2 separate regions of the Homo sapiens genome follow, and region 2 is linked to region 1. Evidence: chromatin contacts called from ENCODE Hi-C or POLR2A ChIA-PET data. All regions are on one chromosome and are shown on one strand. The core of a region is the stretch at or near the end of the contact, and the rest is flanking DNA. Distances in the headings are between cores, read along the strand shown. Region 1 holds the start of RNF135 (ring finger protein 135). Region 2 overlaps RAB11FIP4 (RAB11 family interacting protein 4).

Region 1 (5,571 bases), core at 3,034-5,533:
CGGCCTCCCAAAGTGCTGGGATTACAGGTGTGAGCCACCGCGCCCGACCTCAAATTCTTGCTTTCAACAAAAATTAAAGAAAAATCAAATCAAGTTGTTAATTGAGAGATTATCACTATATGACTTTTTTGCATATATCTCAAAAAGTATTCAACAAAATGAGTGACAATTTTGTCATCTATTTATACATGTGAACAAGATTTCTCGGCACACATAAAAACATAAAAGAAATAGAATTTATTGCAAAAGTTTGTCTATCATTAAGTAATGTTCATTCATAGATAAATGCTTCTTTTTTTGACAGAGTCTTGCTCTGTTGCCCAGACTGGAGTGCAGTGGTGCCATTTCAGCTCACTACAACCTCCGTCTCCTAAGTTCAAGCAATTCTCCTGCCTCGGCCTCTGGAGTAGCTGGGACCTCAGGCCACCATGCCCAGCTAATTTTTGTATTTTTTGGTAGAGGCAGGGTTTCACCAGGTTGGCCAGGCTGGTTTCAAACTCCTGACCTCAAGTGTTCCGCTCACCTTGGCCTCTCAAAGTGCTGGGATTACAGATGTGAGCCACCGTGCCTGGGCATAAATGCATTTTTGAAAGAAATGAGCCCATCTGTCTTATTAATAGCTATCATTCCAATAAAATGTTTACTGTCTTTAAAAGTTATTTTATTTATATAAAAGTTATAAATTGCAGCATACTTTTCTTTTGTTTGACTGCTAATAGTAATTATATTGATAATTAAATCCAGGGGAAAAAATTTACCAAGAGCCTTTTTGTCACAGGAAGTTAAGAAGAATTAAAAATTTAATACACATACATACTTTTGTTGTAGAGAAGTATTACAAAGTGATAAAAGACTTTCATGCATGAAATATATTGCTTTGGAATGTAATTCTGTGGAGGAAATGGAATGGAAATACAAGTTCAGAAAGATAAAAGAATGACAAAATTTCTTTTTTTTTTTTTTTGAGACGGAGTCTTGCCCTGTTGCCGAGGCTGGAGTGCAATGGTGCCATCTTGGCTCATGGCAACCTTCACCTCCCGGGTTCAAATGATTCTCTTGCCTCAGCCTCCTGAGTAGCTGGGATTACAGGTGCCTGCAACTACGCCCAGCTAATTTTTTTTTGTATTTTTCGAACTCCTGACCTCATGATCCGCCTGCCTCGGCCTCCCAAAGTCCTGGGATTACAGGCATGAGCCACCGCACTCGGCCAAGAATGACAAAATGTCTGATGTAGGCTGAGCGCGGTGGCTCACCTCTGTAATCCTAGCACTTGGGAGGATGAGGTGGGCGGATCACCTGAGGTCAGGAGTTCGAGACAAGCCTGGCCAACATGGAGAAACCCTGTCAACATGGGGAAACCCCATCTCTACTAAAAATACAAAATTAGCCGGGCATGGTGGCGAGCGCCTGTAATCTCAGCTACTCCGGAGGCTGAGGCAGGAGAATGGTTTGAACCCGGGAGGTGGAGGTTGCAGTGAGACGAGATTGTGCCACTCCACTCCACTCCAGCCTGGGCAACAAAGTGAGACTCCATCTCAAAAAAAAAAAAAATCTGATATAAATGAAGAATTTGCTAATATATTTTTACTACCAGAGCTGACCACTCTCCCCCTTCCCCCTTTCTTTCTTTCTTTTTTTTTTTTCTTTTGAGACAGAGTCTTGCTCTGTCGCCCAGGCTGGAGTGCAGTGGTGCGAACTCAGCTCACTGCAAGCTCCGCCTCCTGGGTTCAGGTCATTCTCCTCCCTCAGCCTCCTGAGTAGCTGGGACTACAGGCTCCCGCCGTCACGCCCGGCTAATTTTTTTTGTATTTTTTAGTAGAGACGGGGTTTCACCGTGTTAGCCAGAATGGTCTCAATCTCCTGACCTCATGATCCGCCCGCCTCAGCCTCCCAAAGTGCTGGGATTACAGGCGTGAGCCACTGCGCCCGGCCCCCACTTCCCCCTTTCTTATAACCACTGCATGATTTTGCATAAAACTTTTAGGGCGTGTCCAAGAAAAAAGTTTGAAAACTACTGGTTAACTCACTCTTTCCAGAAACTTGGCTGTGAAATGGAGAAGAGGAGAGCTGGTTCCAGGGAGGCTCAGGTCAAAGGTGATTTTATTTTATTTTTTAATTTTTAATTTTTTTGAGACTAGGTCTAGCTCCTTCCCCAGGCTGGAGTGAAGTGGTGTGATCACAGCTAACCACAGTCTTGACCTCCTGAGATCTCATGGCTCATTACAGCCTCCACCTCCCTGGCTCAAGCAATCCTCCCACCTCAGTCTCCTGAGTAGCTGGGATCACAGGCCTGCGCTACCATGTCTAGGTAGTTTTTGTATTTTTTTTGTAGAGGCAAGGTTTCACCATGTTGCTCAGGCAGGTCTCGAACTCCTGAGTTCAGGCAATCCACCTGCCTCAGCCTCCCAAAGTGCTGAGATTACAGGCATAAGCCACCACGCCCCGCCAGTGATTTCATTTTTTAAGTTGGAAGATCTGAGCATGTTTAAGTGTTTAGTATCATGCCCGTTTTACAGAAAAAAAGAGGCTCTTAGAAACTACGATTTTACTCCGATGCGGAGATTCTAGAACAAGATCCAGGTAATACATCAGTCAGGATAGGCTAGGTTATGCTGTAGCAGCACACACCCACTAAATCTCAGTAAGCTGAATACATCCTAGTTTTCTTCTCCCTCTTACTACGTATCCTAGGGTGCGTTGGCAGGGAGTCTGCTCATCTTAGCCACTCAGTGACCCAGGTCACCGGATGATGGTTTCATCTCCATAATTGGGGCAGCTGGCAGAAAGGGATACAATGGCCGGCTCAGTCGCCTTTAAAGCTGGTGGGAAGTAACATATTACCTCTGTGTGTTTCAAGTGGGTCAGGGAAGTGCCAGTCCTACCATGTGCCCAGAAAGGGAAAGCACTGGAAACGTTGATGAGCAGCGCTGCCTACTCCATGACACTTCCAGTATTAGAAATAACCACAAACGCTTTTTTTTCTTTCTTTTCTTTCTTTTTTTTCTTTTTTTTTTTTTTTTTTTTTTTGAGACGGAGTCTCCCTATGTCGCCCAGGCTGGAGTGCAGTGGCGCAGTCTTGGCTCACTGAAACCTCCGCCTCCCGGGTTCAAGAGATTCTCCTGCCTCAGCCTCCCAAGTAGCTGGGATTACAGGCATGCGCCAGGGCGCCTGGCTTTTCTTTTCTTTTCTTTTTGTATTTTCAGTAGAGATGAGGGTTCACCATGTTGGCCAGGCTGGTCTTGAACTCCTGACTTCAAGTGATCCAAAGGTCGGCTACAAACTTGTATTATCTGATACCTACTTTGAGCCCAGGCCAGAAAGGATAAAGTAAAGCATGAGACGTTGTTAGTTCATTTCAACAGATTGGGGAGTTGTGGGTTTTAGTCTCTGACGCTTCATTGTTACCATGAGAGCCTGCAAGTTTTTCTTTTTTCTCTTTTTTTTTTTTTTAACCTCTTTGGGTCATCTGGGAGGACGTGGTGCTCTTTTAGCTCTAACATTTTCTGGTTGCAATGCGTTTAGGACTGGGATGCGAAGTGAGTGAGTGAGTGAGCCTTCTCAGGAAAACACTTTCTAGAATTTTGTCCGAGTGTCTGTTGGGAAACGCGCTTACATCCCGCAGAAGGCGGTAAGGACACAGCGCACAACTCTGCATTATACCTGCGAGTTAAAAAGCCAAGGGTTCGCTCACTCAACCTTGAATGCGCGTCAGAATCACCTGGGGGAGGTTTTACAAAATACCCGTGCTCCACCCAAGACAATGAAATCAGACTCCCTGCGAGCGGGGCCGAACATCAGCATTTTTGAGGACGCTCCCTGTGGCTGTGCATCGGTGATCTTTAATCCCCTGCTACTTGTTAGAGGAGCTGGATGACACTTCGTGGGCTCATTCTCATAAATAAGCTGCTGAATGGAGTCCTCTCCTCCCAAGAGTTGTCGGTGTTGCATCTTTTTTGTTGTTTATTTTTTTTTAAGCCAACGGACGAAGACATCCAACGGTGCTGCATCTTAATGGAGGGACATCCAGCTAAAGGGAATCTTGGAGACCTCCGCGGGTTTCTAGCAGCTCGCGGCATGTTGGTTTCCCAGGGCAAGAGGCCGCCACTGAAGGTCAGCTCTGTCTTTCCAGCTGGGCACTGGAGGCTCTAAGTCTGTTTTCAGCAGGATCGGAGGAAGGAGACGGGGTGGCGCCAAGGAAGGAGGAGAAAAGGCGGCCGAGAAAAGGAGGAGGGCAAGGGGAAGAGGAAGGGCGAGGGAGGAGCCTGAGGAGACTCGCCCGGCTCAACCCCGACGTCCGCGCCCCGGCCGCCTGTTGGCCATGGCGGGCCTGGGCCTGGGCTCCGCCGTTCCCGTGTGGCTGGCCGAGGACGACCTCGGCTGCATCATCTGCCAGGGGCTGCTGGACTGGCCCGCCACGCTGCCCTGCGGCCACAGCTTCTGCCGCCACTGCCTGGAGGCCCTGTGGGGCGCCCGCGACGCCCGCCGCTGGGCCTGCCCCACTTGCCGCCAGGGCGCCGCGCAGCAGCCGCACCTGCGGAAGAACACGCTACTGCAGGACCTGGCCGACAAGTACCGCCGCGCCGCACGCGAGATACAGGCGGGCTCCGACCCTGCCCACTGCCCCTGCCCGGGCTCCAGTTCCCTCTCCAGCGCGGCCGCGAGGCCCCGGCGCCGCCCGGAACTGCAGCGGGTAGGGAGGCCGGGCCCGCAGCTCCCCTGGCTCCCCCGGGCTGCCCGCCGCCTGACCCTTTCCCATGTGGCTCGAACCCCTTTCCTCAGCCGTTCTACTTTTACGTTCCTTTTCTCAGTCTAAAAGTCGAGTTCCGCTCTTCGGAGGCACTTTGGAAAGTTCATAAAAGTATGAAGAAGTAGAAAAAAACAAATTCCCCATCTTCCGAAAGCTTGTCAACTTAGCTGTTACACAGCTTGGCATATTTCAACTTCTTCCCAATCGATCTTCGGTCTCTTTCTCTGAAACTTGTAAAATTGTGGTAAGATCTATATAACATTAAAACTGGCCATTTTAACCTTTTTCTTTATTTCTTTGAGACGGAGTCTCGCTCTGTCGCCCAGGCTGGATGGAGTGCAATGGCGTGCGTGATCTCGGCTCACTGCAACCTCCGCCCCCCAGGGTCGAGTGATTCTCTTGCTTCAGGCTCGAGAGTAGCTGGGATTACAGGCGTGCGCCATCACGCCCGGCTAATTTTGGTATTTTTAGTAGAGACGGGGTTTCGACATGTTAGCCAGGCTAGTCTCAAACTCTTGACCACAGATGATCCGTCCGCCTCGGCCTCCCAAAGTGCTGGGATTACAGTCATGAGCCACAGCGCCTGGCCTCATTTTAACCTTTTATTTTTTTGAGACGGAGTTTTGCTTTGTGGCCCAGGCTGGAGTGCAGTGGCGCCATCTTGTCTCACTGCAAGCTCCGCCTCCCGGGTTCACGCCATTCTCCTGCCTCAGCCTCCCGAGTAACTGGGACTACAGGCGCCCGCCACCACGCCTGGCTAATTTTTTGTATGTTTTTTTCTTTTTTTAAAAAATAGGGACGGGGTTTCACCGTTGTTAGCCAGG
Region 2 (5,750 bases), core at 2,388-4,887, 520 kb after region 1:
CAGGCAGAGAAAAGAGGAACTGCAAGGGCCCTGAGGTGGGACGGTGGCTGGCATGCTATGTCTGTCCACAGAACTACAAGACAGGATGTGATTGGAGAGCAAGCCAGGGCTGGGGGGACAGGGGACAAGCTCAGAGAGATGGGGGACCACCCAATGCTGTGACAACCCAGAATCCCAGGAGGAGGAGGAGAGGGGACTGACAGTACAAGTGAGACTAGAAATCCACAGGCACGAGCTGCCTTCCATTGCTCTGCCCTTCTCAGAGCCTCCGCGTCGAGGGGATTTGGGCATTGAGGCATTTCTGGAGGACAGGCTTCTGTGGCCACTGCTGCCACAGACTTCCCTGCCCTCAGCTTGAGTTGGGTCAGACGAGCCTGTCCATGTGAACGTGGAAACATTTCCTGCCAGACTATGCTGTTGCCACCACACGAATCAAACCAGCAAAGGGCACGCCGGCGATGTGCATACAGCTGTGTCTCTGACAGCTGCCTGGGCCTGCCTGCTGTTCCCACGGGTCAGCTCCTGTCGGGTAGGGACAGGTCCTGCTCTCAAGGCTCATAAAGCAGCCAGCAGCCTGCCCGTGTTTTCCGTACTCTGGCCTGTGTCACCCAGGCTGTCTCCTCATCTCTTGTCTGATCCTCAAGGGTTCCCTGGCCTCCCTCTTCACTCCCTCTGCCTGTGGCAGGCAGCAGCACAGTTCTATGGGGTCCTAAGGACCCCAGGGAGTCACTCCCACATTTGAGCAGCAACTTTGGGTTTAGTCTGTCCAGGTTAGGGCCCCAGATCATATATATGTGTGTACACACACGTGTGTTTGCGTGTCATGCGGCATTCGGATGGGGCATCCTGTTCATCCACCCCCCTGCTATGGGGTGGCTGAAGGTTGGGGTGCCCTCTGAGTTTTTGGTGGGTGGGGCTTCAGCAGGGTGTCTTGGCTACCTCTCCTGGCCAGCACATGTTATCCTGGGAGGATTTGTAGCTTTGGGCCTGACCACGGTTCCAAGCACCATGATCTGGAGCCCACACTGGGTGGCAGGCTGCAGAGAAGGTGCCCCCAGAAGCCTGGACTGCACCCTTATCTGTTTTCATTTGGAGCTATTTTCTCATTATCTCATGCCAAGTGTCTGACTACACATGGCAGTCCTTCCCCAAGTGTTTGCAGCTTCATCATAATACTGTTAATTGAATGGAATTTGTCATTGGCCAGCTTCTGTGGACCCCATTCAAGGCTGAGTGGATGCTGGGGGCGCCCAGCTGGCCTTGCTCAGAGGGGTCCCGAGCGTCTTGGTGCTTCAGGAGCTGAGCCCCCCTCAAGAGCATTGATGACAAGAGCTCAGATTCTCAGAACCCCCCTGAGCACCCAGACAACCTTGGTGGTTACTTCTTCACTTTTTCGCATGACCTGGAAAGGAGATGAGACGGGGAGGAGAACATAGGCAACCAGAAGGACGTGCAGCCTACAAGGGTCGTATGAAGGTCAGAGGGGTGGCTGTGATGGCCCAGAGCTGTGGGGTCTGAGTGACCTCCAGCCCAGAACCGCCCAGCAGGCCAGTGCTAGTCATGCCAGCACTTCCAAACCCACTTCTTGACTGACCTTAAGAAATGGGAAGTTTTCCAACTGTTGGTCACATTTTTAATTGATCTAACCTGCTTCATCTTCCCAGACAAGTGGGTTCTTTCCCAACAATGTAAACATTAATTCAGATGAAAACAAAGCTCTGTAGAAGTTATTAATATCTGTGGCTCTGCTCATGGGAGCCTTTCTCTTTTGAGGTACCAGAAAGAGGAAGGCCTAAACAGAACTGGAGTGTGGGAGAGTGGGCGGGCTCTCTCTCTTTAGTCATCTGTGGTCACCCCCCACCCCCCTGCGCTGTGCAAGCCTGATACCATGGAAAGGGAACCCACATTTCAAATAGCTGCTGCTGCTCCGGTGAACTTGGGGTAAGGGAGCTGAGGGGTGTCTACCCTCTGCACCAGACTCAAGTCTCCCTCCTAGAATAGGAGCGAGAATAGCAGCAAGTCCCTGCCCCCTGCTCCCTCGTTTTCCTGGAAGAAATGCCTACCTAAGACACAGACACCTGCATCCCACGCTTTGTCACCCAATGCCTGTTTCCTTAAGGAGAAAAAATGGGCGCCAGAAAACTTCTAGGTCTAGATCCTGGCTCTGTTGCTCGCTAGTTGTGGAACTTTGGACAGGCGACCTCACCCTTCTGATTTCACTTTCCCTGGCCTCACTCTTCACTCCCTCTGCCTGTGGGCAGGCAGCAGCATGGTTCTGTGGGGTCCTAAGGACCCCAGGGAGTCACTCCCACATTTGGGCAGCAGCTTTGGGTTTAGTCTGTCCAGTTTAGGGCCCCAGATCGTATATGTGTGTGTGCACACACGTGTGTGTTTGCGTGTCAGGCAGCATTCAGATGGGGCATCCTGTTCATCCACCCCCCTGCTTTGGGGTGGCTGAGGGTTGGGGTGCCCAACAGGTAGAATGGGGTTGATAATAGCACCTGCCTCGCAGGGTGATGGTGAAAATAAAATGAGCCATGGTGATTTAAGATGCCCAGTCTAGGTTCTGGCCTTTACTTAGTTGACACTCGTGGACGGTTAGATGGTTAGAGAGGCAGGCCAGTTTAGTACCAAAATGCCTTCAGAGTCAGGCTGTCTCTGGGTTCAGATCCTGGCTCTGCCCCTTGCTATTGGTGGAATCTTAGACAAGTTATTTAATTTCTCTGTGCCTCAGCTTCCCCACCTGTAAAACGAGGATGAGGCTAGTACCTCCCTCACAGGGTTCGTGGTAAGAGGATGAGGCTAGTACCTCCCTCACAGGGTTCGTGGTAAGGCTCAAATATGTAAATGTATGAAAAGCACTTAAAACTGTGCTTTGGGGTGAGCTGTTATTCTTAGTTCCTGCAGGCTTCAGCTGGTTTGATTGTTGTGACTAATAACCTTCGCACCTAACAGAATGTCTTGCCGGGGAGTGTCATGGCCCAAACAGGAAGGTGGCAGCGGAAAAACTCCATTACTCAAGGGCCTTTGCAAGAGAAGCAAAACTCTACTTCCTCAGCTTCTGTGGGTTTTTAAATCTTTTTTTTCAATTTTAATTTTAATTTTTTTAAAAAAAAAGTAGAAATGAGGTGTTACTATGTTACCCAGGCTGATCTCGAATTCCTGCCCTCAGGTGATCCTCCCACCGCGGCCCCCCAAAGTGCTGGGATTACAGGCATGAGCCTCTGCACCCAGCCAGCTTCTGTGTTTTTAACAAACCTTGCTCGGGCTCTGCAGATACAGATTCTGGGTCTGGGGTGAAGTGACTAGCATTTGTGTGGCAGTCTGTGAATGAGATGTCAAGCAGCTTCCGAGGTAACAGACTTCTCCCCAGGTTCAGTGAGGGAGACTGTACCTAGCCTGTCCTTCCAGAGGCTGCTCACACTGCCAGGCTGTGGCTGGCCTGCCAAGGGGAGGATGGCCCTCCACACCTCGGCCCACCTGCCCTTCACCTCCAGCCAGGGCCTGCCTGTCCATCCACCTGTGCCTAGCTGGAAAAGCTGGCTTGGAGCAGTGCTGCCCATCTGCCACTGCCAGCCCCCAGCATCTGCCTTATTAAAATGCTGAGGCTCTGGCTGGCCACAAGCCCCAGGAGATTTGGAGAAAAGCCAGACAAAAAGGTGCAGGCTGTGCCACCGCCCAGCCACACTGGGTGACTGCCCTTGGTAGTTAACCACAGAGTCATCCAGCTTGGCTGCCCAGAGGTCTATAGCTCCACTCAGGCGAAGCTGGCTAGCCTGGCCTAGCCTGGCTGGTTAGGTGGGCAGGACAGCCTCCACTTGACTGATTTTTTTTTTTTTTTTTTTTTTTTTTGAGACAGGGTTTCGCATTTCTGCCCAGGCTAGAGTGCAGCGATACAATCTTGGCTCACTGTAGCCTCGACCTCCTGGGCTCAAGTGATCCTCCCACCTCAGCTGCCTGAGTAGCTGGGTGCACCACCACTCCCGGCTATTTATTCATTTGGTAGAGATGAGGTCTCACTATGTCACCCATGCTGGTCTCAAACTTCTAGGCGCAAGCAATCCTTCCACCTTGGCCTCCCAAAGTGCTGGAATTACAGGCATGAGCCACCATGCTTGACTCGTCTGACTGATGTTAGGCAACCTTGAATTGATGGTCTCCTGGTGAAATGAGGGTTCTTGTTGACAAGGCAGGTCTGGCCAACACATTTTTGTATGATTATCTGCACGATTGCATCAGTTATTAGCAAAGAAGGATTTTATAGCAGCAGGTGTGTGCTCATGTGCTTGTGTGGAGTTGTTGACTGCCCTTCACTGCACACACACAGTCTGCGGAACTGTGACTGAATCCCTGTTCCCTACTCACACTTACATGGTATTTTCTGGGATTCTAAGGCACATTCTTTTTTTCCTTTCCTTTTTTTCCATTTAACATCTTAAATTGGAATGTGTCGCACATTTGCGGATTATTATAATTTGACAGCGCCTTTTTCTTGGCATACTTGAAATAACGGTGCATTGTAAAATCAGAGGTGTCTCAGATTTAATGAAATAGAAACTAGGTAACCTCTGGGGAACTTATATAATTTGTCCAGTTCCTCCAAGGATGCAGGTGGAGCCACCTTGTAGTGGTGGCAGATTATATGAGGGGACCCTGATGTGGTTCAAGGGGACAACCTTGGATTGGGCTTAGATTCCAGCTTTATGGCTCGCCAGCTGTGTGGCCTTGGCAAAGTAGAGCGACCTCTCTGAGCCTCGGGATTTTCCTCCCACCACATATGAATCGTGGCTCCACAGTTGTCATGGCTGTGTGCAAGGCAACATTCCCTGTTTCTCTTGCTGGGTATCATCTAAGGTCTGCCCCGTTCCATCTGGGTTAAGAGGGAAAATGAGGGCTGGGAGTGGGTCACTGGCCTTCCCAAGGGAGCAGAGGGAAACTGGTGTTCCAAGGGCTTCTTGACTCAGTTTATAATCCTTGGACATTACTCTTCTTCCCTCGTCCTTCTCCCCCTTTGCCTGAGTTTTCATTTTCACATGTGTTTCCTTTTAGCAATTTTCTTTCAAATCTCTCCTCTCCCTTTCTGTAAAGTCTTCCCACATGTAGCCTCTTTGAAGCTCCCTGGGGTGGGAAAGGGGAGGAGGGCTCTGCCTGATGGCCTGGATGGCACAGACCTCAGAAGCCCAGTGTGCTGTGGTCCCTGCAAGCTTCAGCTCAAGTCCAAGTTCTGGTACCATCAGCGTTGCTAACTGCCATTCCTGTGGCTGCAGGGTCAGCCTGAGTCCACTCCAGTGCACAGTGTTGTCCATGGGGTGCTGGATGTCGCATCGCTGAGAGCATTTGGTATTCTCTGTACCCTCCTTGCTGCGTTAAAATCAGACCTGGTTCAAATCCCAGCCCTGCGACCTTTCACGAATTACTTAACCTCCTTGAACCTGTGTATTCTCATCTAAATAGTGGCTGATGCACAGAAATACCTGGCACACAATAGGTGCTTAGCAGATGCGTGCTTTCCTTGTTCTCAAATGTTTAAGACCCCTTTGTGGACAGGCACGATGGTTCATGCCTGTAATCCCAGCACTTTGGGAGGCCAACGCGGGCGGATCACCTGAGGTCAAGAGTTCGAGACCAGCCTGACCAACATGGTGAAACCCCATCTCTACTGAAAATACAAAAATCAGCCCGGCGTGGTGGCAGGCGCCTGTAATCCCAGCTACCTAGGAGGCTGAGGCAGGAGAATCGCTGGAACCCGG

What was found. Hi-C counts contacts between places; a loop is a spot of excess contacts on that map. ChIA-PET counts read pairs that join two places held with the same protein, here RNA polymerase II (POLR2A). Pooled maps may share reads with other maps.
Region 2: a map of B cell shows a loop between it and region 1 (6-fold over the local background). The contact joins the enhancer-like site here to the promoter of RNF135 in region 1. A Hi-C loop is called at or near these places in 1 of 168 maps with a recorded cell type or tissue (B cell), 9 of 37 single-sample maps with no recorded cell type and 9 of 50 pooled maps. POLR2A ChIA-PET finds 5 or more read pairs at or near these places in 3 of 52 experiments (A673, CD4-positive, alpha-beta T cell and activated B cell).

The regions. Positions count from the first base shown.
Region 1 is chr17:30,966,756-30,972,326 of GRCh38, forward strand. It overlaps RNF135 (ring finger protein 135), which reads left to right and starts at 4,284. Exons shown (of 5, transcript NM_032322.4): 1 at 4,284-4,690. The coding sequence starts at 4,319. RefSeq lists enhancers at 3,420-3,509, 3,570-3,629, 3,698-4,259, 3,910-4,159, 4,260-4,821 and 1 more and a silencer at 4,240-4,779.
Region 2 is chr17:31,491,541-31,497,290 of GRCh38, forward strand. All of the region lies in intron 3 of RAB11FIP4 (RAB11 family interacting protein 4), which reads left to right. Among named protein-coding and RNA genes, the nearest start is that of MIR4724, 40 kb to the right of the region's middle. Within about 2 kb of position 3,638, at least 18 of the 41 ENCODE cell types and tissues checked have a DNase peak (open chromatin) inside an H3K27ac peak, as active enhancers do; they include B cell and CD4-positive, alpha-beta T cell, where a contact is called at or near this core.